2 separate regions of the Homo sapiens genome follow, and region 1 is linked to region 2. A link is a contact called in ENCODE Hi-C data. All regions are on one chromosome and are shown on one strand. Each heading gives the region's core, a stretch centred on a gene start or an enhancer-like site at or near the end of the contact. The rest is flanking DNA. Distances are from core to core; before and after follow the strand shown. Region 1 has its middle 80 kb from the start of RNASEH2B-AS1. Region 2 holds the start of DLEU1 (deleted in lymphocytic leukemia 1).

The links. Hi-C counts contacts between places; a loop is a spot of excess contacts on that map. Pooled maps may share reads with other maps.
Region 1: a pooled map shows a loop between it and region 2 (15-fold over the local background). The contact joins the enhancer-like site here to the promoter of DLEU1 in region 2. A Hi-C loop is called at or near these places in 2 of 37 single-sample maps with no recorded cell type and 4 of 50 pooled maps.

What each region holds. Positions count from the first base shown.
Region 1 is chr13:50,989,810-50,992,509 of GRCh38, reverse strand. No RefSeq gene overlaps it. Among named protein-coding and RNA genes, the nearest start is that of RNASEH2B-AS1, 80 kb to the right of the region's middle. Within about 2 kb of position 1,414, at least 12 of the 41 ENCODE cell types and tissues checked have a DNase peak (open chromatin) inside an H3K27ac peak, as active enhancers do.
Region 2 is chr13:50,080,823-50,083,522 of GRCh38, reverse strand. DLEU1 (deleted in lymphocytic leukemia 1) reads right to left here and starts at 1,354. Exons shown (of 7, transcript NR_109974.1): 1 at 966-1,354; 2 at 329-381. The region is part of intron 1 of DLEU2 (deleted in lymphocytic leukemia 2); the gene reads left to right. RefSeq lists an enhancer at 430-1,225 and silencers at 1,383-1,432, 1,833-2,052, 1,916-2,210.

The DNA of each region.
Region 1 (2,700 bases), core at 165-2,664, 910 kb before region 2:
TCCTTAGCTCTGCTGTGAGTGAGAATCCCATACAGAACGAGGAACCCTGTTATGTGGTAGCATTGCCTGGGAGATAAAGAGCAAAACAGTTGGTGGGGTGGTGGCTTTCTGTTTCATTTTTAGAAAGAAGAAAAGCCAGAGCCTGTGGTTTTAGCCCCCAGCTGGCAGCTTGCTTTGCTTCCTTGGCCCTGATAGAATATGCCAGCTTAATGTTCATTTGTACCGACAACTGCCAGGAATTGTGAAGCAGGTGCTCTCATCCTGGGCTGAAAATGAAGAGAATTTTGCTCAATATTTATTAGGAGTAAAATAATAGTTTCCAGCTTTAAAGGAATGACTACATCTCCCCGCATTTGGTGTCACCCTGGAAACTATTTATTCTTTTGAGTAAACACTGCTGGAGACAAGCTTCAGGTGCCCAAGCAACCTAGCCAGGCTGATGAAGTGCTCTGTGAGCCCCCAGCACTCACTCGCACGGGCACCTTCATTCTCTCTTAGTCTGCTTCTCTGGGTTGGAGGCCTCAGGAGCCCTGGTACCAAGCTGGGTGTGTGAACACTCACTAAGAGGGCAGATTCACTTGAAGGAGGCCTGCACCTCTGCACACATCTGCAAGTGCTAGGCTCTAACACCAGCATCTGGTGGTCTGTCTGATGTCCACCAACCCCCACGTGTGGCTGTCACTCCAGACAACAGACTTGTTTACAAGCAGTGAATGCTTTGCTCAGCAGAGCAGGCAGAATGACCCCAGACCAAGCCCCTCTCAGCCTCAGAATCTTCAAGGATAGGAGCCCTCCCACACCTACAACCTGTCAGTTTCATTTGACTGCCCCCTTACTCCAGCTGCCTCCATCTCAGGCACCTGTTCAGGAGCATGGCAGACCAGGATCCCAGCAGATGGCTGGTCCTGCAGGCTGAGGACTGACAGACTCATTCGCCTGTGGCCCACAGAGACAGGCAGACATTGTCATTAGGAAGAATTGAAAACATTGTTCACTGCCCCTTTCCAGTGGGGCACAGAACTTAATCCCATGGCCTCTACAGCAGCCTGCGCCCCTCCTCTCAGCCTCTCCACATCAAGCCTTCCAGGCAACATTGGATCGTGGAGGTGAAGTTCACGGATGTGTGTGGAGGAGACAACAATGTGTCGGGTGTCCCCTCTGTCTCCCTGTCTTCTCCTTCGTGGACATCTGGAGACAGTTCTTGGACGCTCAGGGCTGGCCAAGGCCTGGAGTCTCACTCTTCCTCTGGGCTACGAGGACCTGCTTGTTCTTTACAATCACCCGTTCTCCCCCGCCCTTTCTTTTTCACCCTTTCTCTCTTTTCCAACTCCCCTTCAGCTCGAGTTGTGTGTGAGAGAAAGAAGGCGGCTCACGTGCCCGGCTGAGGAATGAGATCATTTCTCTCCCCGTGTAGCGGGCTTGCTGTCTGCTGGTCAGGGTTACTGGGAGAAAGCAGGCCAGCTCGCTCTCCACAGAGAGCCATCTGGCTCCAACAGACTCACGCGGATGCTAATCTATTGGTTTCTTTTTCTTTTATTCTTTCATTCTTTCTTTTTGTTTGCTCCCAAGGAACACTTCATCTGCAGCTGTAAATTCAGACCTGGCCCCGTGAAGGCGAGCGTTCATTCATGCACTTATTTATTCCTGCATTATGCCCCCTCGCCCCCTCTCCTCTGGTAGGTGTCAGGAAGCCATTGTTATCATTGGTGGGTCTATGTCATTTTAATGTCAGGGCTGTACTTTCAAATGGAAATCAGGCAATTACGCTCCACATGGAGAAATCTGACAGATGCAGAGGTTTTACACCACTGGCCGTGTGGCAGGGACAAAGGCGACCAGGGCTCCCAGGGGACGGTTAAATAAATAGAATATGTTTCAAGAGTGCAGAAAAATTCAAGAATAATTAACTGCCTGATGAGAGTTCATAGATCCTGTGGCTGTTTATCTTCAGAATGTGATAATGATATGTCAACGAACCACTTAACTCATCCTTGTAAAGGCAGCGTTAGAAAACTGATTACAATGTGCATTTACACAGAGGCAGACTGCTCTGTGCATCTGTTTTCCGGTTTCTAAATGCAAAGCTTTGCAGTATTTTAACTTGCTCTGTTTCCCCCTCGCAGGGGTTCTGGTTGGAGAAAGATGGAGGCATGTTCCAAGTCTGATGTCTACCTGATGAAGCACTGTCGTGTCTACATTCACTGTTAGCTAACCACAGTGGTATCTACAGATACCAGTGGTGTGTAATATCAGTGTTATCTAATATCAGTGGTATCCACCTGGGAACTCAAACTGAAAAACATGGTAACTATATCATTGTGGCTATTGTTGGTTGATGCTTGTTTTGCATCAAGCACCCAGCTAATTATTCTCCATAGGTGGCCTCTTATAGTCCCGTGAGTGTGACGTATATAGTATTATTATCCTTGTTTCACAGAGGGGAAACTGAGGCTTGGGGCTAAGTGGAAGAAGTGGCCTTCAGACCTAGCTCTGCCTAACTCTGACCTTAGCTCTCAGCCACTGGGCCCCGGTCCTCTCCAATGTTCCAGCAGGAAGAAAGGTAACTACTCACTCACACCCTGTATAAAGCACTCTCATCATGACAGACACATATAGTTGGTGTGAACTAAACAGGAGAGATCTAATAAAAGTTAAAACTTGATTTTTTTCCCTGACATATCCAGCTGTTTAAACAGACAG
Region 2 (2,700 bases), core at 105-2,604:
CGGATCGCGAGGTCAAGAGATCGAGACCCTTCTGGCCAACATGGTGAAACCCCGTCTCTATTAAAAGTACAAAAATTAGCTGGGCGTGGTGGCACTTGCCTGTAGTCCCAGCTACTCGGGAGGCTGAGGCAGGAGAATTGCTTGAACCCGGGAGGCGGAGGCTGCAGTGAGCCGAGATCGCGCCACTGCACTCCAGCCTGGCGACAGAGCGAGGCTCCGTCTCAAAAAAAAAAAAAAATTACAACTTTATTATCGTTAATTGTCCTATCAGAGTGCCCATTTTTTTTGAAGGTAGACAGGTTTGCCTAGATATGGTGCTTCTACTTACCAGTTCTAAGACTTTGGGGCAGATTTCTTAATCTGAACCTCAGGTGTCCTCATCTGTAAAGTGAAGATAATACCTACTTCATAAGGCTGTTGTGAGCAATAAACACGATTAATTCGTAAATCATTTATTTAGCACAGTGCCCAGCACACAGTACACAGTCAATACGTGGTAGCTGTCAGTATACCAACGTGTTGCACAACAGAAACTCGTCTTTGCTGGATTCAGTTCACTTATCACGCCATTAAAAAAAAAAATCATCCTAAGTGACACAGAAAAACTGCCCATTCCTATCTCAAAAAGTTTATGAACAAGTTAAGACGGTAAGAGAAACTGAATTCAATGAAAGCGCCTTCGCAACAGGCAGCTTAGGACCGGGAAGAAGGGCTTCAGCAAACTTAATCATTAACTCTAGGCAGGCGCGCGCGCACACACACACACACCGTTGAAGAAGGAGACCACGCCTCCTGTGTGGGCTCAGGTTGAATCGTACAGCGTGGTAGAGAACTCCAGGGCTGCTGAATCTGACAGATGTGGATTCATCCACTTCTGTGCCACCTGTGCTGTCTTGGGCAAATTACTTAACGTCTCTGAGCCTAGGTTTCCTGGTCTTCAAAACGAGAACAGTAATAGTTCCTACCTGGTAAAGTTGTTCCGAGGCTTAAGTGCGATAACCCCTGTAAAGCGCTGGAGAACGGCAAAAGCTCTACAAGCCGGCAGGGCGGTTTTAAATGCACGTGTATCCATATACAAGGTCTCATTGATACATTCCGTTGTTTGGAGTTTAGACACTGGCTGTAAGACGTTTTTCTTTTCTCCTAAGCAGGACCCGTATTTGTTTACCTCCAACGTAGACTAAATGCCTGTGGGCTGGTAGCTATAAGACGACCCCTCGGCCCCACAACCTCTAAGTTCACTTCACCTCCGCGGCTTTGCAAAAGCGCTACACGCACGCGCAAGAAGCAAGAGGACTGCAACCGAAGAAGCAAAGGGAGAGCCGTGCACCACGATGATTCTGCGCATGTGCCTGGCGGGAGGAGGGGGGAGGGTTGGAGTTTGCGCATGCGTAAAAATGTCGGGAAAGCAAGAGAAGGGGGGTTAAGAGGCGGTATTGACAGCTGTGGAGGCAGCCCGCGTTCCCGGCATTCCCTGGGGCGGCGGGGTTGGCTCTAACGAATTTGAATGAGGAGCCTCAGCGCTTTCGGCGCCATTTTCGAGTGATGCCTGATCTCATCAATCTAGCGGGAGAGACAGGATAACCTGTCCGAGAGTATAGCGCCACTATGACTCCGCCGGAAAAATTACTTTAAAAATCGCCAAAAATTACTTGGAGCAAAGGGCAGTCGGCGGAGCTTCGCCAAGGCTGGCGCAGTCGGTAAGAGCCTGAAGAAGTAGCAGAGCGGGACTCGGGAGGTGGCAGTGGTGGGACCCGCAGGCAGTGGTGGGTGCAGGGAGTGGGCGCGGGGTCTACTCTCACTTAATCGCGAAAAATCCGAGGAAGTAGGGTTAGGGGCAACTTGGGCGTCTGCGAGTGGGCGGCGGCGGGCGGAATGTGGCGGGAGCGCGGAGAGACGGGGCTGTGGGGGGAGGGGAGCTGCAGTTTGAGCGGGACGCGGACCGGCTGCGGCGGAGCAGCCGCCGCCCAGCGGATCTGTCAGCAAGACCCCCCGCCCGGGACCGGAGCCGGGGACGGCGCACTGCGGGGTCTCTGCAGGCGGCCGCTCCTTGACAGGAGGACTGGACGCGCGCCCCTCCCCCATTTCCGAACCGGGCCGCCTTTTCTCGCCGTTTTCTCGACCCGGTGATGGCCGTCATCTCGTGACAAGAAACTTAAGGTCGACAGAAAATTCAGGACCCGGAGTCATGGGTCCCTCCGGTGGGTCGTGGCAACAGTCCCCCCCGCCACCGCCCGGCACCCATCTATCTATATTGTCTTTTGACGCTGAAGCGTGAGGTGCCCCAGGAAAGAGTTTCCCAAGCCCTGGCTGCCCTCCCCCGGCGCGCTGGGTCCCGGTGAGGTCTCTAGGTAGGTAGGACTGGCCGCGGCTCGCGCTTCCAAGATGGGGCAGGGGCAGGCTTTTGAGGTTGTAGCGGGCTCTTAGGAAAGATGCTGGACTTTAGCTTCTTTCTGGGGATTTTTGTCATTTGCTCTCGCAGCGTTGTCCTTTCTCAAAGGGGAGGAGTGTTCACGGGTGAGATGAAAGATGGGGCTTCGAGCTAACGATTTCCTTCTCGTGGCTATTTCCTCCGAGTCGCACTTTCTTAGAAGACTTTTTTCTTCTCCGGTGTTTGAAACATGTCGCAAGGAAAAAAGCAATCTGTGAAACTATTAATGTTTTCCTCCCCCAAAAGTCTTTACCCGGACAACTTAACGG